Regions from separate parts of the Homo sapiens genome. Here all the other regions are linked to region 1. Evidence: read pairs that join two places in POLR2A ChIA-PET (ENCODE). Cell type or tissue: PC-9. All regions are shown on one strand. Each heading gives the region's core, and the rest is flanking DNA. Links, peaks and the distances in the headings are about the cores only.

Evidence for each region. Peaks named below come from ENCODE experiments on the same cell type or tissue, not always from the same donor. Only the 100,000 strongest peaks of a DNase experiment are listed, where the experiment ranks them.
Region 2: POLR2A ChIA-PET joins it to region 1 with 5 read pairs; 2 of 35 experiments call an interaction of 5 or more read pairs at or near these places.
Region 3: POLR2A ChIA-PET joins it to region 1 with 5 read pairs; 4 of 35 experiments call an interaction of 5 or more read pairs at or near these places.

What each region holds. Positions count from the first base shown.
Region 1 is chr11:96,303,893-96,311,197 of GRCh38, forward strand. All of the region lies in intron 1 of MAML2 (mastermind like transcriptional coactivator 2), which reads right to left. Among named protein-coding and RNA genes, the nearest start is that of MIR1260B, 34 kb to the right of the region's middle. In PC-9, for the core only: no CTCF peak of the experiment used is centred there; DNase peaks (open chromatin) are centred at 3,209, 3,699, 4,069 and 5,569; H3K4me3 peaks cover 2,788 bases; H3K27ac peaks cover 4,503 bases.
Region 2 is chr11:96,029,764-96,037,068 of GRCh38, forward strand. The region is part of intron 2 of MAML2 (mastermind like transcriptional coactivator 2); the gene reads right to left. Among named protein-coding and RNA genes, the nearest start is that of MTMR2, 110 kb to the left of the region's middle. In PC-9, for the core only: no CTCF peak of the experiment used is centred there; DNase peaks (open chromatin) are centred at 3,518 and 4,578; H3K4me3 peaks cover 780 bases; H3K27ac peaks cover 2,173 bases.
Region 3 is chr11:96,131,752-96,139,056 of GRCh38, forward strand. The region is part of intron 1 of MAML2 (mastermind like transcriptional coactivator 2); the gene reads right to left. Among named protein-coding and RNA genes, the nearest start is that of MIR1260B, 210 kb to the right of the region's middle. In PC-9, for the core only: no CTCF peak of the experiment used is centred there; a DNase peak (open chromatin) is centred at 3,020; H3K27ac peaks cover 2,238 bases.

The DNA of each region.
Region 1 (7,305 bases), core at 1,084-6,083:
AAACAAAAAGAAAAAATATAATCTGAGAACTGCTGCTGTGGGCCAGCTAATCTTGTCACCAAATATGTAGTGCACAATTACTATGAGCAAGGAAGTGGGTGCCAGGATCCAGAGTGGCCCTCAATCTTTATCCATTAATGTCTGTACCTCCTTCTCGAATTCAGCACCGTTTGATCTTTGATCATCACAGAATCTGCTCATTCCAGTCTCCCGTTAAATCTGTGAAAGCTGCTTCAGCCCTACTTCTTGCAAGTCAGTTTCAAGCCTCTCTTATCACAGTGTACAGATTCTGAGGAGGGGACACTGATTCTACTGCTGAGGCCTGGTTCACTCTCTCACCCCTTAGAATAAGAAGTCAGGCTGACTCCTATCATAGTCATGTTTCCAGGAAAGAGCCTAAACTCCTTCTGACACTGAGATCCACAAAAGGGTTGATGAGGAAGCTTGGAATTTGGGGTGCCATTTAAAGATTTTAAGTGGAGACTTGAGACAAAAAGAGTTGCATTTTTAGGAATTTAACTGGCAAATGATAGAGGATAGATTATGGGATGAGAGGCCAGTTTGGAAGTACAGTGACAGTTAAAACATAAGTTGGGAGACATTGGTTAATGTGGATTCAACCAAGGAGAGAGATGGTCCCCCGATCCAGCCAATACTGTATCCTGAGAGTGGCACCCAGGTTTTTCTTTATCTAGAAGACCATCCTATTACATTTCATGGCATCTACTTCAAACAGAATGAATGCTTCCTATTAGTCCTAATTTCCTCGGTAACTTTTTGTACATCTGCAAGTAATGAATGTATTCATATAAACTCTTCTTGCAGCAGGCAGAGGAGATACAGAGACAGCTAACTGCATAAAGTGCTCCAGAAACATAGCCCAAATCACAATGATGTTACACCACTGTGATTCAGGATAAAGGGACCTTAAAGAAAAAAATAAAAACAACTAAATGTGTTTATGCTATGTTATGCTGTTTATGTTTCTTCTATTTGAGAAGCTCCTGACTCAACCACTATTGAAAAATTCCGAAGTCCTATAAAGATACAATTCTCTTGACTGAGAATAACATTCTGAAATATTATTATTAGGTCAATAAATTCTCACTTAAGGAAAAGGAATTAGAGATGCACCATTTATAACAACTTCTCAATGCAAAAACTGAGTTCTGAGGCCAAAAAATATATACACTTTAATCCATTTTTCAGTAACTTTCACATTTTAGTGTAATATTTTAAAATTAAAGCTATTACATTTTAAAATAATATGGAAACAGTAAAAAGATCAGTAGTTGCCTGCAGTTAAGGGAGAGGGAAGGATAAACAGGCAGAGCACAGAGGATTTTTAGAGCAGTAAAATACTCTATGATAATATAATGAAAGATGTACATTATTATATATTTATCAGAGCCCACAGAATACAACACCAAGAGTGAATCCTAATGTCAACTACAGACCTTGGGTGATAGTGGTGTGTCAATGTAGGTCCACTAATTGCAACAAACATACCACTCTGGTGGAGGATGGTGATAATGGGGGTGACTATGCATGGATAGGGAACTGGGAGTATCTGGGAACTCTTTGTATTTTCCACTCAATTTTCTTGTGAACATACACTGCTCTAAAAAATAAAGTCTATTTGAATAATAATAATGAGACAGGATGTATTCTATATTAAAATACATGTGAAACTGTACTATATGAAAAAACTTTGGCAAAAAGAAAGTCTCATCAATTCTCTGATTCCCAAATGTCTAGATATCTGTAAGTTACTATTCAAGTCATCTAATACACAAAGGGAATTTTTTCTATGTTAGAAAAAGTTTCCACAACTTCTATGATGAACTATTCTGAATGTTACTAGAACTTAGAAGTACGGTAACTGGAAATTAAGGCAGATAAAAACATCTGTCTCTATGCAAAATATGTCCCTCAGAGGTTAAACTGGGTGAAAATAAATAGCTAACCTGGCAACCAAATAAAACTACAAAGCAACAAACACAAGTATAAACATTCTGAAAAGTGTTTTTAAAAGACAAAGTGAAATGCTCCTAGAAAATGAACATTTAAAATGTATCATATGAAACTTTAATATCTCACAATAAGAAACATACCTTTCTTCTTGTTATGCTGCAAGACGTCATAGCTGCCTTGAGTATCAAATTATGTATATATAATTATATACATAACATATACATATATAGTTTTCTACAAGTCTCTCAATAAACATATATTCTGAAAATATGGAGCACTTCAGTTGTGCACTTCAGTTGTGCCTTTGATCACTGCACGAGCCCAGGCCCACAATATCAAATGAAGAAGAGTTAACATGTTGACATCTGTTTTAGGCTAAAAATGGAAATTGTGAAGCTCTTCTCTCCTCTTCCAAGAGTTCCCTGGAATGGATCAAAAAGCTTCAAAAGACTTGGCTCCAAGGGAACTTCTAGGCAATGTCTACACAGCACAAAATGATATGGAGGCTTGGCATCTCCCTAAAGAATTAGGGCTGTGTTGACTACTGCAAAAAGGGGACTGAACCTAGCTCCCTTTGTGACTTGAAAGGTCAAAACAGTTCTCCAAGCTCCAGAATTTTCCTTTATGTGGATCTATGTATTAATTTTTCATAAAACCTCAAAGAAAACTCCTTGCCTTCAGCATAGTTAGACAACGACTGAACATCTAGACTGGGCCATGTATTTTGCCAATACTAGGGGTAAAAAGGCTGACTTTCCCAGGTAAGTGAGGCAGAGGAATGTCCTCAGTCTAAATTGAAAAGAAACCTTCCCAAACTTACACTATTTTTTTCACACCAAATCAACTTGGCCTGTGAATTTTTTCTTTCCTTGAGGCTGAGTCAAGATGAACTAGCATTTGCGGGTGGAGTGGTTACTTGAGAGCACACCATTCGTTACAAGGGGTCTTTATATGTAAAGCAGAAACATTTTTGTTTTGCTTTTCAGTTGGAGTGAGCACGAGGAATTGATTCTTTTTTTTCTCCAAAGTTAAAAGAGCAAACCCAGAGACTACCAAAATGTTAGGTTTGTTTATCATTTCCAAGTTGAAATAAAGCGTAATGTGAATACTCAGCACTCTATCTTTCCCTGATTAAAGTGATCCTGCCCTTTGAATTGCTACACAGGATACTGTTCTGTACAGCTCACTCACACGGCTGTAATAAGTCACAACAGTTTGGCACCTCGCCCAACAAAATACAAACTCTCCTGAAGTCTTGAGCTTTCCCATGGCAACATCACAGTCACCAACACAGCAAACAATCACTCCAATCCCTGCTCCCGCTTTCCTTTTCTAACAGCAAAGGATATCATTGCAGCCAGCCTCTTAGAACTGTGCTCATTATCATCTATGAAAGGAGATAGCAACGGAGATCAAGTTGCCTTCAGTGCTGAGCTTAAAGTCAGACCAAAAGCAGGATAAGTACAGGAGCATAGGGAAGTTTTACTTATGCTTTTACTGTAAAGGAAGAGTGAGAGGCTGTATGAAAAGTATATTCCTTAAATATATCCCTTAAAGTATATTCCTTAATGTGCCTTGCTGCCCTGATTACCCAGTGGCTCTGGCTCACTCACAATCTTCATACAAAACTCCCATTCACATCTAGCCCAGGCACTCTCGACAGCAGCTGGGGAGGGGGAAATGCCATCTTAAAGCTGCAACTCCGACACATTCCTGAAACTGCAAAATTGGAACGGCTTTCAAACCTCAGCTGCTTTCTCCAAGGGAATGATCATTCTGCTCATATGGGAAGGCTGCCTAGCAGTAAGAGCAGGGTGGCAGCTCCGTACAGCAGATTAAAGCAGCACCACTTCCTTTATGACCGCTTCTTTTCAGATTCAAATAACATCCTTAGGGGTGCCAGTCTCTTCTCATAAAAAGTGTCTGGGCTCCCACAAATCCCCTAAAATGATAATCTCTTCGTGTGTATTAATTTTATTTTCATTTGATGGCCCATGAGAGTTCAGGAACAGAACTAATAGTGAACCCAAGGGAATGAATGGCCTATGACTCATGGGTGGATATCATTTTATAGGGGAAAGGAAGAGGAGGGTGGAAGAGAGTCCTGGCTTCATGTGGTTTTGAATGCTGATTGTTCTACTCTGGAATTATGGTAAAGCCCTGCGCATGCTCATGGAAGATTCTGGCTTCTTTACAATTCTAGACTCAGGCCTTACACAGTGTTATAGTTTACATTTGGGATCACCCGACCTCAGAAATCAAAATTTCAGAGGGAGTTTCATTTCAGCATAGCTAAAATTTGGGGGGCAGTGGTGGTGGGGCATTAGTCCATGTAATAAAGAATATAAAATACTAATGACAAAGTATGGAAGTAATTATACCAAGATATTTCAATGCTATCCTAAACCACAAGGAGGAAAAAAAAATCCAGTGATTTACTAAACAATAGTAGAATTCTGAAATATAACTGAAGCATCTCTAACATACATATGGGTGACTGCTGTGTCATTCAAGACTCTGTGTATTTAAGTACTAACCCTCAAAATCCATTTTAGTGACAATTTACATAATTACAGTATTACTGGAAATTCTGACATCAACTTTTCACTTACTGCATACCTGATTATGTTTTATTCTTTATTATCCAATCATTTCCCATACCCAAAATCTAATTATGTTGCAATTTTTATCAGTAAGAAACCTACTTTAGACATAAAATATTAAGCTAAATAAACAAATGGTACTTTGCATCAGAGTTGCTCTAACATCTCAGAATACACTTCCCAAAAATTACATCCATGGCTACTTCCTACTTCTTTATGTTTCAGCTTAAATTTAAAGAAACTTGTGCTTTATAAAAAATGACTAGCTATAATAATGTATATTTTTTAGTTTGTTTGCTTGTTTCTTATATGTCTTCCTATTAGAATGTAAAGACCTTGAAGCTGGGGACCATGTAGCTAACCTCATGTCTTACACACAATGGATACTGAGCAAATATTTATTGAATGAATGAATGCTTCATTTATCTATACACAGTGAACCATACATGTGCTATATACTTTCTGCTCTGTGTACTCTTGTCCAAATGTAAAAATGCTGCAGCATAAACAAATAATTCATGGCATAAAATACAATACAATAAAATGAAAATAACTCATTAGTTAAGTTCAGCAAAACAGAGAAGTAAAAGATAGAGAAAGGAAGAAAACTAAGTGCCCTTGCTGGTGTTAGCTGGCAATGTCTTTTGTCTTGAAAGTTCTGGGTGAATGTTTTTGGGTTTTTGGAGAGAATGTACTCCCACTGAAATGAGTAATCCATTGTGTCTAGCATCATACTGGGATTTGGAATGCCATTGTGTTTTAGTATGAAGTGCTTGACAATGCATTCACACCCAGAGGTCAGTTTCAAAACTGCCCTTTAGTTTAACCCTATAGTTGTGATTTAGTAGAAGGATTCGAATAACTGCATAATTTGTTTACCACACATTATTCTGCTCACAATTATGAGTAATTCATTCTTACCTACAGCCATGGAATCTGTACAGAGAACTTCATTCAACCCAGTAGCAGGATTGCTAAGATCATCATGGATGACGATGATGAAGATAGTATCTAACACTGAGCACAGTAACTACCTGCTCACTCTCCCTTAATCTTGCCACCATCCCTGTTAGGCAGGTTTTGCTACATCACCATTTCATAGATGGTGGAATTAAAGCCTTAGAATTAAATAATTTCCCTCAATTTGCTCAGTTAATAAATGGTAGAGCTTGGATTCTAGTGCCCAAGGTATTGACTACTGTGATATTCCACCTCCCAAAGGAACAATTTTTTTTTTTTTTTTTCTGAGACAGGGTCTCACTCTGCCACCTAGGCTGGAGTGCAGTGGTGCAGTCACGGCTTACTGAGGTCCCGACCTCTCCAGGCTCAGGTATTCCTCCCACCTCAGCCTCCCACGTAGCTGGAACTACAGATAACATGCCACCACGCCCAGCTAATTTATACATTTTTTTTTGTAGAGATGGGTTTTTGCCATGTTGACTAGGCCGGTCTTAAACTCCTGGACTCAAGCAGTCTACCAGCTTTGGCCTTCAGAAGTGATTGGATTACAGGTGTGAGCCACCACACCTGGTCAGAATGATTTTTAAGACTCTGAAGTTTCCAAAATGTATATGATGACATATAGGGAGCATACTTGCTTCTTGCTCTTTTAAAAAACTATCATCATATTTGGAGCCAAGAAATCAGTTTATACTGTGATTACGTGAAAAGGAAATTCTTCTATACATAAACTGAGAACTGATATGCAAAGAAGCCTACTATAAAAAAATAGCTAAAATGTTTTTGTTGTCAGAAGCTAAAGGTTATTTTTTTTTTCACTAAGTAATGTAAAAATCAGTATATGGAAAGTCAGAGCAACATAAAACGTTAAAAATTTTGAAACAAACTTTTAGATTCATTTTGCTTAAGAATGTATCAGGGTTTATACCATTTCATCAACATTATTACCTTGGGGATGACTACAGTATGTCAAATTTCACCCCAATGTGACCTGAAACTGCCAGAAGCATGAAATCTCTGGAATCATCTTTCAAGTTACCACATTGCTGCATATGAGTTGAAACATTTCAGTACATAAAAGAAAGATACACATTCTAACCCTGTATCTTCTTGAATACCTTTTCTAATTCACATATTATTAAAGCAAGAAACATGTAAGCCCTTTCTTCCTAGTCCTTAGGTTGGCAATACTGTGGTGTCAGTAATTTATAACATGCTTTCTCATATATAATAAGAAGCACTGGACTAAAGAGTCTGCTGGTTTGACTCTTCACGCAAGTCAATTCAAATTAAGTCACTGTGCCTCTCTGAGCCTCAGTCTCCCCAGGTGTAAAAAGGGAAAATATGGTCAACTCTTCTGCGTCCAGTGTTGTAAAAATAAAATGAGAAATTTCTTTATAAGCTATAATCTGCTATGTGAATGCATGGGACTCTTCTAAGGCATATTTTACAATATCATTTATGCAAATGTAGGTGAATATGTTAACCATATACCAGAAAAGTGGCAATAAATAGCCCAAGAAATGTGTTCAATGGCTAACATCTAAGGAGTCCCAACTATGTCTAGGCACCAAGCTAAGTACTTTACATGTATCATCTCATTTAACTCTCACAATAGCTCTTTATTAGTTATCACCCCATTTCATACATAAGGACATTGTAACTCAGAGAGGTGAGGGAATTTGTTCAAATGTTCACAAGAAAAGACAGGGCTTAGACTCAAATCTAGGTCCAGATAGCTTTTTACCACTTTATTATGTTTCACTAT
Region 2 (7,305 bases), core at 1,073-6,072, 270 kb before region 1:
TGGTGAGGTTTCAGGAAATGAAAGATTTCAGGTGCTCAAAGATAGGCCTAAAGGTCACATTCAGAAACCCCATCTCATGTCAAACAGAGTTTTTTGTTTTTGTTTTTGTATGTTACCAGACCACAAAATATTTCTGGAAAAAGTGTTCAGCTAATTTTTTTAAAAGACTCACTTTAAAATTCATATGGAGCCAGGCGCGGTGGCTCACGCCTATAATCCCAGCACTTTGGGAGGCCAAGGTGGGTGGATCACGAGGTCAGACGTTCGAGACCAACCTGGCCAACACAGTGAAACCCCGTCTCTGCTAAAAATACAAAAAATTAGCCGGGCGTGGTAGCGGACACCTGTAATCCCTCAGCCTACTCGGGAGGCTGAGGCAGGAGAATAACTTGAACCTGGGAGGCGGAGCTTGCAGTGAGCCGAGATTGCGCCACTGCACTCCAGCCTGGGCAACAGAGTGAGACTCCATAAAAAAAAAAAAATCATATGGAAAGATAAAGTTCAGAAATAGCTAATATCATTGTTTTTTTAAAAAAGGAAGAGAAGATGGGGGAATTACTCTACCAGGTATGTGATGACCTATAACAGCCATTGTGATTGAAACAATGTGAATTGGCTTTGGAAGAAATGAATAGATAAACAGAATAGAATGGACTAGGGAGTCCAGAAACAGACTCACAAATATAAGGAAAATTGTTATATAAGAATAATAACATTACAAATCCATGAGGAAAGAATGGAATATTTAACATATGCTTCTGTGACAACTGTTCATCCAAATGGAAAAAACAATTACATCTTTACACCATGGCATCCCCAAATATAGAATTACAGTTGAATTTCCATCAACATCCCTAGGAAAACAGCTCAAAACTCAAGCTGTATACATGGTAGAGATCATTCAGGTTTTACTGAGTGTTCTATAGTGACCCAGTTCCAGAGGAAGGCAGTGACCATTGACCTGACAGAGAACTGCCAGAACTCTACTTAAAGGCAGCCAAGCAGGCAGAAATACTTCCAGTGGTAATTTCACTACTCCTGGAGTACTAATACAAAACTGGGAACCCAAGGCTACATCAAGATCCCAAGGGAAAATGGTGCTAAATATGCTATAGATCTCAGTTTGAGTGACACTCACTACCAATCCTTGTTCTTATTAAGGGTGGACAAATAAGGATTCATGCATTCTCTCTTTCCTTCCTCTGAACACCTAGAGCATTCCTAGTCTTGGGAGATTTAAGTACACAGAGATTAAGAGTTTGGTTAGGAGTCACCCAAACCTGGGCTTGAATTCTAGATCTGACTGTAAATGACTTGGGAACAATAGTAGCACGTACGTTTCCTAGGGTTACTGTAAGAATTAACTAAGGTAATATATCTCAAAAGCACAGTAAAGTACCTGGCATGAATAAGTGCTCAACAAATTTGTGCAATTATTATTGGCCTTTTCTCCTGCATTACACGTTTTAATGTTTCTTTTCTCACTGGATACCAGGTTTTGTAAAAGGTACTTTTACACATTTATTTCATTGAATCCTATGAGCTAAGTGTTATTATTTCCATTTAACAGTTTGTGTGTGTGTGTGTGTGTGTGTTTGTGTGTTTTCTCTCTTTGACAAAACTGTAAATTAGTGTTTTCCAAACTATGCTAAAGAGAAAAACAAATTAGTTTATTTACTGCAGTACCTCTCAGAGTCATTGGTATGCTAAGGAGTATTGCTAATTTCCAGAAAAGAGTATTCCTTAACATAGTTCATGACCCAAACAGTTGTTATTCTCAGAATACAGCATGGGAAAATGTGCAATAAAGATTCACTGAATGAATGGATCCAGTTTCATGCTTTTTTTTGCATGCCCCCAGTGCGTAGCATGCTTGGGGTACAGACAAAATGTTTCATAAATTCCAGTTGCTTGATTTATACGTTAAATTACCTATATCTGGCCGGGCACAGTGGCTCATGCCTGTAATCCCAGCACTTTGGGAGGCTGAGATGGGTGGATCACGAAGTCAGGAGATCGAGACCACCCTGGCTAACATGGTGAAACCCCGTCTCTACTAAAAATACAAAAAAATTAGCTGGGCATGGTGGTGGACACCTGTAGTCCCAGCCTCTTGGGAGGCTGAGGCAGGAGAATGGCGTGAACCCGGGAGGCAGAGCTTGCAGTGAGCTGAGATTGCGCCACTGCACTCCAGCCTGGGTGACAGAGCGAGACTCTGTCTAAAAATTAAAAAAAATAAAAATAAATAAAAAATTACCCGTATCTTTGTACATCAGTGGGCCAAGATGGGGAGATGCTATCTCTTTACCTGAAAGTGAGCCCACAGTTTTAAATGTCCACAAATTAAGAATGTTTGGGATCAAATCCTGGCAAGAATATGGATCAACTGGAATACTCGAACACTCCAGACAGGATAGCAAAGTGGTGCAGCCACTTTGGAGAACAGGTTGGCAGATTCTTATAAAGTTAAATATACACTTACCATATGACCGAAGAATCCCACTCCTAGGTATTTATTTAAGATAAATAAAAAGTTATGTTTCCACTGGGTGCGGTGGCTCATACTTGTAATCTCAGCACTTTGGGAGGCCGAGGCAGGTGGATCACTTGAGGTCAGAAGTAAAAGACCAGCCTGACCAACATGGTGAAACCCATCTCTACAAAAATACAAAAATTAGCCGGGCGTGATGGCAGGTGCCGGCAATCCCAGCTACTTGGGAGGCTGAGACAGGAGGATTGCTTGAACCCTGGAGGCAGAGGTTGCAGTGAGCCAAGACTATGCCACTGCACTCTAGCCTGGGTGACAGAGCAAGAGTCTGTCTCAAAAAAAAAAAAAAAAAAAAGTTATGTTTCCACAAAAATCAAATTGGAAACAATCAAATGTCTCTTATTTGGTGAATAGATAAACAAACTATCATAGATTCATACAATGTGATGCTACTTCGCACTAAAAAGAATTGAATTACTGATATATTTAAATCACAAGGTTGACTCTCAAGTGCGCTATGCTAAGTGAAAGAAGCCAGTGGCAAAAGGGTATATACTGTCTGATCCCATTTAAACAAAATTCTGTACAACACTACAGGGATACACCAGCAGTTGCCAGGACTGAAGGTGGGGGAAGAGGTTGAATACAAAGAGACACAGAAATTTATAAAGGTGATGAAAATTCTATTAATAGATTGTGGTTATGGTTACATACCTATGCGTTTGTCAAAACTTGGGGCACTTACATACCCAAAAAGTGAAATTTGTAGCATGTAAATTATAGCTTAATTTTTAAAACAGGGAGACTCTCCCTTGAAATGGTCTACAGCTTATTTTACTTCTTAAGACAACAAAACTAATACATGCTATTTAAGCACTTTTTACAAAATGGCATGGAATGTGCTAGTGTAACCTCCTAAGATGACTGCTGTTCACAGTTCCCTCAAATTCCTTTTCCTGGCATTGCTCAACCTTATCTTGTATCCAAGTGGTTTCCAAACCCTTACCTGCCCTGGGGACAATTATTTCTACTTCCACTTTTGCAACATTTATCATGTAGTACCTTATATCAGAGTTCCTTCTCTGTCTTATCTTCTTAGGATTGTAAGTTCCATACAATAAAAATCCATGCTTTACTTGTATCTACCACAGTGCCTGTTAAAATGCCTGGCAGGAATGCCATAAAGAATGTTTAACACATAAATGAATCTATGCTTAGGTAATAGTTTCAAGTCTGTAAGTCCTTCAGAGACTGTGAGCTCCTTGAAGACAGGGATTGTGCATACCTAATCTTGTACTAGACTTGACGCACTGTAAATGCTCAAAAATTTTTGAATAAATGGATTCCAGCAGATTCTGATTAATTTTGTTTTGGATGGTGCATGGCAGAGGAATTGACTCTTGGGGTGAAAGTTGTGGTCTGGTGAGAGAGCACATGGAAGAGGAGAGTGTACCCTGGGTCGCGTCTGGGAAAACCTAGTGACAGAGGGTAAATGTGAAACCTTCCAGGTTGCATTGGCTGGGTTTCATCTCTCATCACGAGATTTTTTTCAGAGAGCTCTTGGAAGGGAGATATTCCATTTGGATCCAGTTGGAATTACTAACAGAGGATGGGCTGCAACACGGCAGGTTTCCAATTGTGTTTCTTAGGCTTGAAACTCTTCCCAGAAGCAAAGATGATGAAGGCTTCATTTGTTAGGCATGAAAATAGAAAACACTTTACAAAGGGTTTTAAGGAAAATCTTTTCTTTCCTATTATTTTTATCCCCCACTCCCTATTGTTGGCCAATCCTCAAATTTTAAACTCTTTGGGGAAAGAACAACGTTCCTTATAGCTCTTGTTACTAAACTAAACTAAGTGGAAGCATTGAATCTACTTTATTGGATACATTTAATGAGGTTTTAGTTGTAATAATTATGGTTAAATAGTTCAACATCTAAAACATTGTAGTACTTTAGGTGGCCTGAGGGGAATGCGTCTCATAAAGATATATAATAACATAATGATCACTCATAAAGTCTGGGTTTTATACTGTTTGTATCTAATGACTAACAACCAATCCAGGAAGCACAGAATATGACCCCCATCTCCCTGTCCTTTCATTGCTTCTAAAACAGCACAGTCAGCCAGCTAGGGCAGTTGGTCAAATACTTTGAAGTGTGTGTGTGTGTGTGTGTGTGTGAGAGAGAGAGAGAGAGAGAGAGAGTGTGTGTGTGTGTGTGTGTCAGAGAGAGATTTCTTCTGTTTAAAAACATTTGTTATTTATGAAACCACATAATTAAAAATAATTCCATCAACTTACTATAAAGCTCCATTTCTAATGCAAAAAAATTTTGTGGAAGTAGCAAAGTAATAAGAAAAGACTTGAAGCTTTTCAAATTCTGCCCAGAATACCAAAATTATTTTTGATACTTTAATCTTTTTTGATACTTTATTGAGCATTCAAAATCATTTAGCATCACGAGAAATCTTAAAAGCATATTCTAAAGGGAAAATACATGGCATCTCTGAGCACTGGACTCAGACTATCCACTATAAATTTGAGGTCATATTTTGTCTAGATGGCATTTTTGGGGGTCAGAGTTATTGGTTTGATCATATAGGGCCAGTTAGCTTTTTCTTGGACTCTAATCATTGTAACCATATGGTTTTCAATATATGCCCTTAGTCACATGGGGAAGCATATGGGAGTGTCCAAGAGGTTTAGTTTAAAAGATTAAAAGGCTTGTCTGCTTTCTGAATTATTTGAACCCGTCCTCATAGGCAAAGGTCCTGGAATTAAGGACAGACTAATATAATTACTGGGTAATATGGGAAAGCTACCTTGAGGAAGTGGAGGTGGAATTTAACTCCCAAAGAAGGAAAAGAATTTGCATAACTACCACAAAGATAAAAGATTAGAATTCTGGAATTGTGTGGTACCCTTTAGAAAGGCAATCAGGGCAAGTGTGAGATAGGTCAAGAGAGGGTAGACATATCAGTGGCAGGAATGTGGAAAAGAAACCACGCTAGACTGGAAGAAAGCTATGCGAAGCCAACCATAAGTAATTCTGATTTTAAAATTTCAAATAGAGTGTCTTTTAAAAAAGTAGTGCGTGTTTTAGGTATGCCCATTATTTTCTCACAGCACCTTCTTTTGGAACAATCTGCTCTGCCTAGATCAATCAAATTCTTGTTTTCTGAGGATGTGGATTCTACGGAAGATAGGAGACTGGGTCTGTCAGGTGTTAGCTCCTGGCACTGGAAAGTCATGTAGAGCAAGAAATAGTATCGTGGTAACCCAAAGTCCTGTGCAGGCTGAAATCACTGGGCAACAGTAACTAAGATCTTTGTAGAGGAAACTTCAGAGAGGAATGAAGCAAGAGATCATGAGATCTCAGAAGGAAGGAAGCACAGAGACAGGGAAGATTACTGCTGTGCTTTCCCATTTTTTGGTATTCTCCCAACATTGGGTTCTCTAAGACTCCACTGTATTCTTCCAGGAAATCTTCATATATTCAAAAGAGACTGAGGAGATTTCTGTTCCATGAAATGCAACAGTGCCTCACACACAGAGAGATGAAAGGAAGACAAACAAATTCAAAATCAAAAGGCCTCCATTCGAGTCCTAGCTCCATGTGACCGTGGGCAAGTTACATAACCTCTCTGATACACGTGCTGGGCATCTGTGAACTAAGGGTTAGGATATAGACTCCTCAGTGAGGCTACAGGGATTAAATGTGAAAATGGTCTGAAACTGTGCCTGTCATACAGTGAAACCCTCAAAAAACAGAATATAACTGAATAAAATAATGCACAAGTATAGCAATTTTAAAAAACTTTACCACAGTATTATGTTCAATTAAAACAGATTTTTGTGGAAAACATAGCTATTCTTTGAGATGCTACACATGTAATTCTATAATAAAGTAGGCACATGACACACAGAAAATCTCTCATCTAATGAGTGGCTTAACCCCACCGGAATGACACATACAAACGGACATAATCAAAAAGCCGGGGGTAAGATATAGGTATAGGGCCCAAGAAAAAAGATGGTATGTCTCAGGTTTTAAGTAGGGGTAGAAGGGCACTTTAAGTTCACTCTAGAGAGTTTTATTTCCTCTAACAACTAGGAGAGGTGGATCTTTCATTCATTTTAAACTCTTTTAGCACTACTCTCTGCAGGAATATGATGGGAAAGAACACATGATCACCATTCCTGACTCAGAGCCCCTGGAACAGGTCTGGTCACCACCACAATCACAGTTGCAGTGGACGGTGAAAAAGCACTTGGTGTGAAAATAAGATTTTAGGAGCTCACGATAGGATGGCAAATAGGGATACATTGTGATTTGAGGGTTTCACTTCTTTCTTTCCTACTTGGCCCATGATGAGGGAAACTAGATCTCAAGATTCAAGAATATGTTGAATCCTTATCTATTTAAATTTAGAGATTTAACCAAGAAGTCCCATTGTAAAAATAACTCCGGGGCTGAGATGTGGCGATCCAAATTCCTGAAAATTGTTAACCCCCAATAATTCTTACTGCCTTGAATTCCCCAGGAATGACAGTATATTTCTAATTTCCAGGTGTGCTGCGGCTAACTTAAACAAGATAAAACACCTTTCATGGTATTTAAAAACACCAGTGGGTTTTCTCCCTATAGTCTCCACTCCCAGCTCAGAGGACTGTAATCCTAAACTTGGAGCACCATCTTAGATAAGTGAAAGCGGAGTAGATAATTTTGAACTGGATCCATCTTGGAAATTTGATCGGAGTCTGAGAATACCGCCTAGGTTGTTCCTGCACTGCCGTCGGGAGCCAACGCACCTGG
Region 3 (7,305 bases), core at 1,057-6,056, 170 kb before region 1:
GTAATCCCAGCACTTTGAGAGGCTAAGGCAAGTGGATAACTTGAGGTCAGGCATTCGAGACCAGCCTGGCCAACATGGTGAAACACCGTCTCTACTAAAAATACAAAAATTAGCCAGGCATGGTGGCACACTCCTGTAATCCCAGCTACTTGGGAGGCTGAGGTAGGAGAATCTCTTGAACCCAGGAGGTAGAGGTTGCAGTGAGCCGAGACTGTGCTATTGCACTCCAGCCTGGGCAACAGAGTGAGACTCTGTCTCAAAAAATAAAAATATACTAAAAAGCCAATGAATTGTACATTTTAAGGTAAAAATTTCCTAGTGGGCAAGGATCACATCTGTCTTGCACAGAAATAGAATACATAGCTCATGGTGTGTGCACGTACATATTTTGTTCTCACCCATGTCACGTGCAGAAAAAGATCTCCAAAAAGTTAGCCTATGAGCAGGAAATTAGGAAAAAATGAATATGCAAAATGAGGTGAGGCATTTGTTGCAGTACCTTTTACCCTTTAATTCATTTATTCAACAAATAAGTTATTAAGGACCTATTGTGTGCCAGGCCTGCAAGGTAGTAAGGATTCAGCAGTGAACAAGACAGACAATAGTTTGCCAGAGTGCATGCCCTAGTAAGTCTAATTACCTCAGAACTAACCACATTTAGATTTTAGATATCAAGTACAAACTGGCAAAGATAGTTATTTTTGCATTTATAAAGTTATAGAGTAATTCTTTGATTTACATACTCTGAAGAAACAATATGTGAATGACAACAGAAAGGTCAGCATGACAGTAACAAGAAAGTAGAACTCAAAAATAGGAATCTGTTCATGTGTGTTTGCCTTGTTCACAGACAGATATGAGTCATTCTGCAAACATAAACCTATAGTGGAGATGGATATAGCGTGTTCTTAGCGTTCTGACAACAGCCATGACAATATTTCTACCAAATACTGTAGCTCTGATTCCATATCTAACAAGTAACTTACCTTGTAATTTGTCCTCTCTACCTGTAGGAAAGGATTAATTCATCAGTGTATTTGGGTGTTCTGGACTGCTGTATGTTACAGTTCTCATTGTAAAAGTCCAAGTGGTATTTGGGCTTATATATTAGTCTCTTCTGAGTTTGGCAATGTGAGCTATTTCTGAAAGTTTGATAACATTTATATTAAATTCTGTAACATGATGACCATGCCCAACATACTGCTACTTTCTGATGCTTATGGATACAATATTAGAGTAAAAATTAAAATATGTCTACTTAAGTGTTACATCTCATTCAATAATATATAGTGAGTGCCTTCTTCATTGCATGATATCTACAAGGAGATATGTGGATACAGAATGTGTAAGAGAAAACATCGCCCTCAAGTAGGCTTTCCTGGATAAAGATATTTCTTGATAACTTTTATCCAAGGTACTTAAATTTCAAACATAATGAACACATTGAAAAGGAACCATTAAAAGAAATCATTCTATTAATATAAAATAAATATATTCCTGTGTCAGTGTTCTGCAACCTATATTCTGATTTCAATTTTTGTTGAATGCCATTTGGGAGAATGTAGATCGGTAAGCAAAGTAAAATATATTACATTTTCTTATCATTTTTTATTAGTCATTATTATCATTTTCTTATCGATTTTAAAATTTCGCAAGCACCCAGATCTGCTATTTTTCAGCCATTTACATGTCTTCATGCATGGGAGTGGTAGCCCGTATACAGTCATTACACACCTGGATTATTTTCCCTATGAAAGACCTGTGTGAACATTCAGCCTTCTCTTGGTCAATCGACTTGGCAGAAAAACAGTTTAAGAAAATAAAAATATTAAAATATGGAATATTAATTGAAATATATTTTATGTTTTTAAGAAACATATTTGTACTTCAGATGAGGAGTATGAGAATACAATAGAAACCTTTAAAGGCTGTGTATATTACCAGATAAGAATGGTTTATAGGCCAGGCATGGGGGCTCATGCCTATAATCCCAGCACTTTGGGAGGCTGAGGCAGGCAGATTGCTTGAGCCCAGGAGTTTGAGACCAACCTGGGCAACATGGTGAAACCCTGTCTCTACAAAAAATACAAAAATTAGCTGGGCGTGATGGCATGTGCCTCTAGTCCCAGCTACTCAAGAGGCTGAGGTGGGAGTATCACTTGAGCCCAGGAGGCAGAGGTTGCAGTAAGCTGAGATCATGCCACTGCACTCCAGCCTGAGCAACGGAGCAAGACCCTGCCTCATTGAAAAGAAAAAAAAAAGAAAACAGAAAAAAGAAAGAAAGAACAGTTTATAATTAGACATTGCTGACAATTATTCTTTGTAGTTGTTTAGTGCTTTATAGCTCATAAGGTCTTTGTAATGGTTCTCTAAGACTTCTTTACATTCTATTAGTCTCTGAATATGACTTACTGAAGATTATACAGCTAAGTGGCAGGACACAGGACTCTATTTTTTCCTTTAAAGTCCTTATTACAAAATAAATACAAACTACTTTGTTTACTTGTTTACTGTGTTTCTCACCTATTGTGTTACTCACCACTACTAAAGTTCCAGGTAAGCAGGCACCACACCTGCTTTATTCCTCATTGTACCCCAATGCCTGGAATAGTCCTTGCACATAATACATTTTTGATGCATTTTTAATGAATTAAGGCAAGATATCAAATGTCTCTGATTCTAGTGCTTTCCTCCTTATACAACATTAGTGAGTACTTCAGGATTCTGGGATTATTTATTTGTTTAGAAGATCATGCTTCCCATATATTTGAAGGCAGTCAAACTCTTGTTCAAATACTATACTGAAATAAAAAGAGTCAAAGAAGTTTTGCTGTATGTAAATTAGTCTATACTTCTTTCCTTCAAATTCTATTCAACATGTCCAGCTACTTGATACATAGAAATTTTATAATAATATTCTCTACTTTTACTTACCACATTGTGGTAAAAAGTAAGTGGCATGTTTCAACTAATCCAGCCAGTATTGCTTTTATTTCCTCAAGCTAAGAGGGGTAAACAGAAATGGTTACCATGGAAAGTCATAAATACCACTGACTGCTATTTCCTCATTTGCTACTCTATCATGTATTAGGAGAATAAACCAAACTCTCCTTCTAAAAGTCGAGTTGCAGGCATGTGTAGGGCATTACATCCAGAGCTTCTGCAGTTCATTAGATTGCCCAGCTATAGCAGAAGTAGGGATGATAATAACAGTGGACACATATTGAGCATTTACCCAATGCCTGGTATTGCACTAGCAACATGCTATGGTTTGAATGTGCCCCACAAAGTTCATGTGTTGGAAACTTAATCCCCAAAGCAAGTGTTGAGAGGTGAAACCATTAAGAGGTGATTAGGCACAGTCCTCATGAATGAGTTAATGCTGTTATTGTGAGAGTGAGTTAGTTATCATGGGCGTGGGTTCCTAATAAAATAATAACTTTGTCTCTGTTCCCCCTTTATCTCTTGCCTTTCCATCTTCTACCACGGTATGACACAGCAAGATGGCACCTTACAAGATGCCAGCCCCTTGGACTTCCCAGTCTCCAAAACTGTGAGAAATAAATCTTCATTCTTAATAAATTACCCAGTCTCAGGTATTCTGTTATAGCAACACAAAACGGACTAAGACAATACATTATCTCATTTCATCCTCACACCAGGCCTATCAGTTAGGCCTGATATTTCTTCTTATTATTACACTTTTACAGAGGAAGAAGCTGATACTTAGAGATGTTAAGTTTTTAAAGTTCACTCAGCTAGTAGGTGGCAGAAGAGAGGTCCCAATCCAAGGCTTTTTTTTTTTTTTTTTAAACCGTGGTAATGATTTTATAGTATTTTTGTGCTGGAAATAGATAACTGAATGAAACAAAACTGAATAATTACTTACAGTAAAGGTCAGCTTTTTCTTACAATTTGTGTAGCTTTATTTCCTAAAAATTGGCATTTTTTTCCTATCTTTAGAGGAGTGATTCTTCTGGCTCGCTGCTCAAGGCTGCATTCTTAATTCCTAATAGTGACATACATCTCTGAACCTGGGAGGTGGAGGTTGCAGTGAGCCAAGATCATGCCACTACACTCCAGCCTGGGCAACAGAGTGAGACACCATCTCAAAAAAAAAAAAAAAAATTATATTGAAATTAACTGTGGACTCCTTGCACCCAGCTAAGAGCTTGGGACACAGTAGATACTTAATAGATTTTTGTTGAAATGAATTAATTTTGAACTAAACTTTAGTAACTAATCCCATTAAGTGAAAACCAGCATGGCACCAAGCCGACCTGCACTGAGGTGCCAGTGAACTCAATTATACGTGATATGTAAACACATCTAGGAATCAACGTTTTGATCTAGAGTATGAAGAAATCCAAGACTATAGGTAGACATAAATTATTTGAAGAAGTCCAGGTTATATCTAAATATAAATCTATACAGTAAGTCACAATTATCTAAACTTTTCCCACTTACCATCAGTTTTCTCCTCTTCCTTTTTTTTCTTTGCAGAATGAGCCGCATAATTGCTTCAATTTGCCACTTCCCTCTGACAGATGTAGTTATATGTATATATGTAATACATACACACATACATACATATGAGTTGAAGTCAATTAAGATAACAACTGACAAGAAATTAAATATTTAAAGATGTTGTTGATTATGTAGTTATCACAAATGTCTATTTAGCATCCCATATTGGAAAGAAAACCCCACCATGATTATCTCATGTTGGCAGTCTTCCCCCACCCCCCAAACTACAACTGCTACATAGTTACTTAGAGCCTTAATTCACAGTTGTTTATTTCCTGCTTTCACATCCAAAGTTGGGGAAAACAGACCATGGTGAATTTCAAATTTCAGAGCTAATAGCATACTTCTAGTATGGTAGGTATTTATTTAACTTTAATATGAGAAGTTAGGCATCTGTTTTTCTTTCAGCTGATGACACAGTTCATTTTCTCCTCAATAATAAAGAAATTTCAAAATGCATGAAAGCCCACTTTTTGCTTCATTTCCTGTAAATAACTTTACACTTACTTCAAAGCTGACCTTTCACTTAGATCAAAATCCCTGTTACTAAGACCTTGCAGAGAAGAGAACTGAATCAATAGGATGAACATTAAAATAATTGTATCTTGCTTTATTTACTGTACCCTGAACATCTTTGAGGGGTTATAATTTCTGGGGATGCCCTGAGCACTTTGAGTGAAGTATCTGCCAAAAATCACATCTGACTAGTGCCTTGTTATTTTTTTCCACTGTTGTTTTTTAAAAAATGCCATCAGGGAAGCTTAACTACAACAATTCTCTTTCAGTGTCGTCAATTTTCCATGAGTTCAGGCAGGCCACCAAACAGATCTCAAATACACAGAAAACTGTAAGTGGAAACCGGGTTAAAAGGGAAGGAAATGTTGCATGCACTTAATATCATAGAAATCAAGTATAAAGAACAGACTGCTAAATTGTAGAGTGAAATCAGGTTAACCATATTGACTGGAAACCGAATTCAAATTACCTTGCACTTGGTTCTGGGGAGAAATGAGGAGGCTTTAAAAATAGACACCACTGTTTTTGGCCTTTGTTTAAAATAGTGATTCCCAAGACTAAATTTCTCTTACTGTCTCTTACACGCCTGGATCAAAAGAAGCAAATCTGACTAGTTTAGAAAAATCTTTAGGGAAAACCCAATTCCTTTGTCTCTTCAACAAAGACTTTGAATAAGAGTTTAAGTTTGCTTTAGCCTGTGCATTTTAAGAACTGGACAACACATGTACTGGGAGCCAGAAAGAGTTTCCTCACATGATCTAAGCTTTGGAATTCCTTTGTTTCTTGCCTTTCAGATGGAAAAAGAATAACAAGTATGGTATTGTCCACAAACTCATTGACCATTCAGTCTCCATTTTAATATACTACACATACACTGTGTGAGTGTGTCTGAAAGACGGTGGGCAGGGGAGACAGAAGAAACTGTGGGTGTTTATGGTTAATATTAATCACTTGGATAATGAATATTATTATTAGAAAATTAGAATTTTATAATTGCATTAAACCTGAAAATTATTAAATATATTGATCTTTAATACTTGGTTCCTAAGACTGTTATTTTTTAACAATCTTTTTTATGTGCTAATTATATGAAAGGGTAGTCTCTTTCAGTGAAATAATTCCCCCTTTCCATCCTTTTCCCCACAATATTCCTGTATCCATCAAGAACAATGTCTTTATAACTGGTAGGCTTTTTGGCCTCTGTCATTCCTATTTTGAACCAAATGATTAAAAAATGACTGTGGTAAATGTTAGCTAACTTGGCGTTATTAGGGCCAAAAGAAGTCCTTCACATATTTAGGCTAATAAGAACACAGGATTCCGGTTTTTTGTATACCTCAAGATCCTCCTTTTGTAATCAAAGATTTGAACACCCAAAAATGGTGACATGAAGCAAGGTGGAATGCCAAAAAATGAAGAAAAATATACTTTCCTGTCGTCCATGCTGATACCTGTGTTTGTTGGCTGAATCCCTGAAAGCTATTCCTTTGTCTCCCTCTTCAAGTACTGATTTCCAGACAGCCACCTGACCGCCACCTGAGCTCATATTACTGCCCCTTGCCTAGGAGATCTTTGTATAGCTCCTAACTCTGAAGCTTTGTGGCCAAAGGAAGTTATTTATGCCATCTGTAAAAGAGGGAGCAAAATGGCTGCCTCTTATATTGTGTTCCACAAGGGTGCTCAGGAAATTTATGAAAAATCTATTCCAGTGACTGCTGAGATATGAATGTTGAACTCCTAATGGCTGCTAATGGGCGATCTTATTGCACTCTTCCTGTTTTCCTTACCCCCAAGTGGTCAGCCAGCATTCAGAGAGGGTAAGAAAGATGGGGGGGTTGGTGAATAATGATTGCCGGGTAAACCACCAGGGACTGGGTTTGATAATGCATCCTCACTTGGAAATGCCTGAGCAGGAAGCACCTCCGAGACATAGTCCAGGAAGGCCCCAAAAAGCTTTCCAGGTAGAGATCGGTGAGTTTCTATGATCCCCAGAACCTGGGAATCCTCCTGACAACTTTGTATTGTCCTAGGGTGCTTGATTTATCTGGCTGAGTCCCTTACTTTTATATAGACCAGTTTTCTAAAACTTGAGGGCAGATGCTTGTCTTCTACCATAAAATGCTGGTAAGAAAGAGATTTCACAACCCATTCTAAAATTTAATTTTTCTTTAGTCTTCCAAAAATATGAAAAGTCACTAGTTATACTTTCTCATGTAGTAAATTCCAGAACTCCCTTGTCATTTGATACTTACAATACCTTAC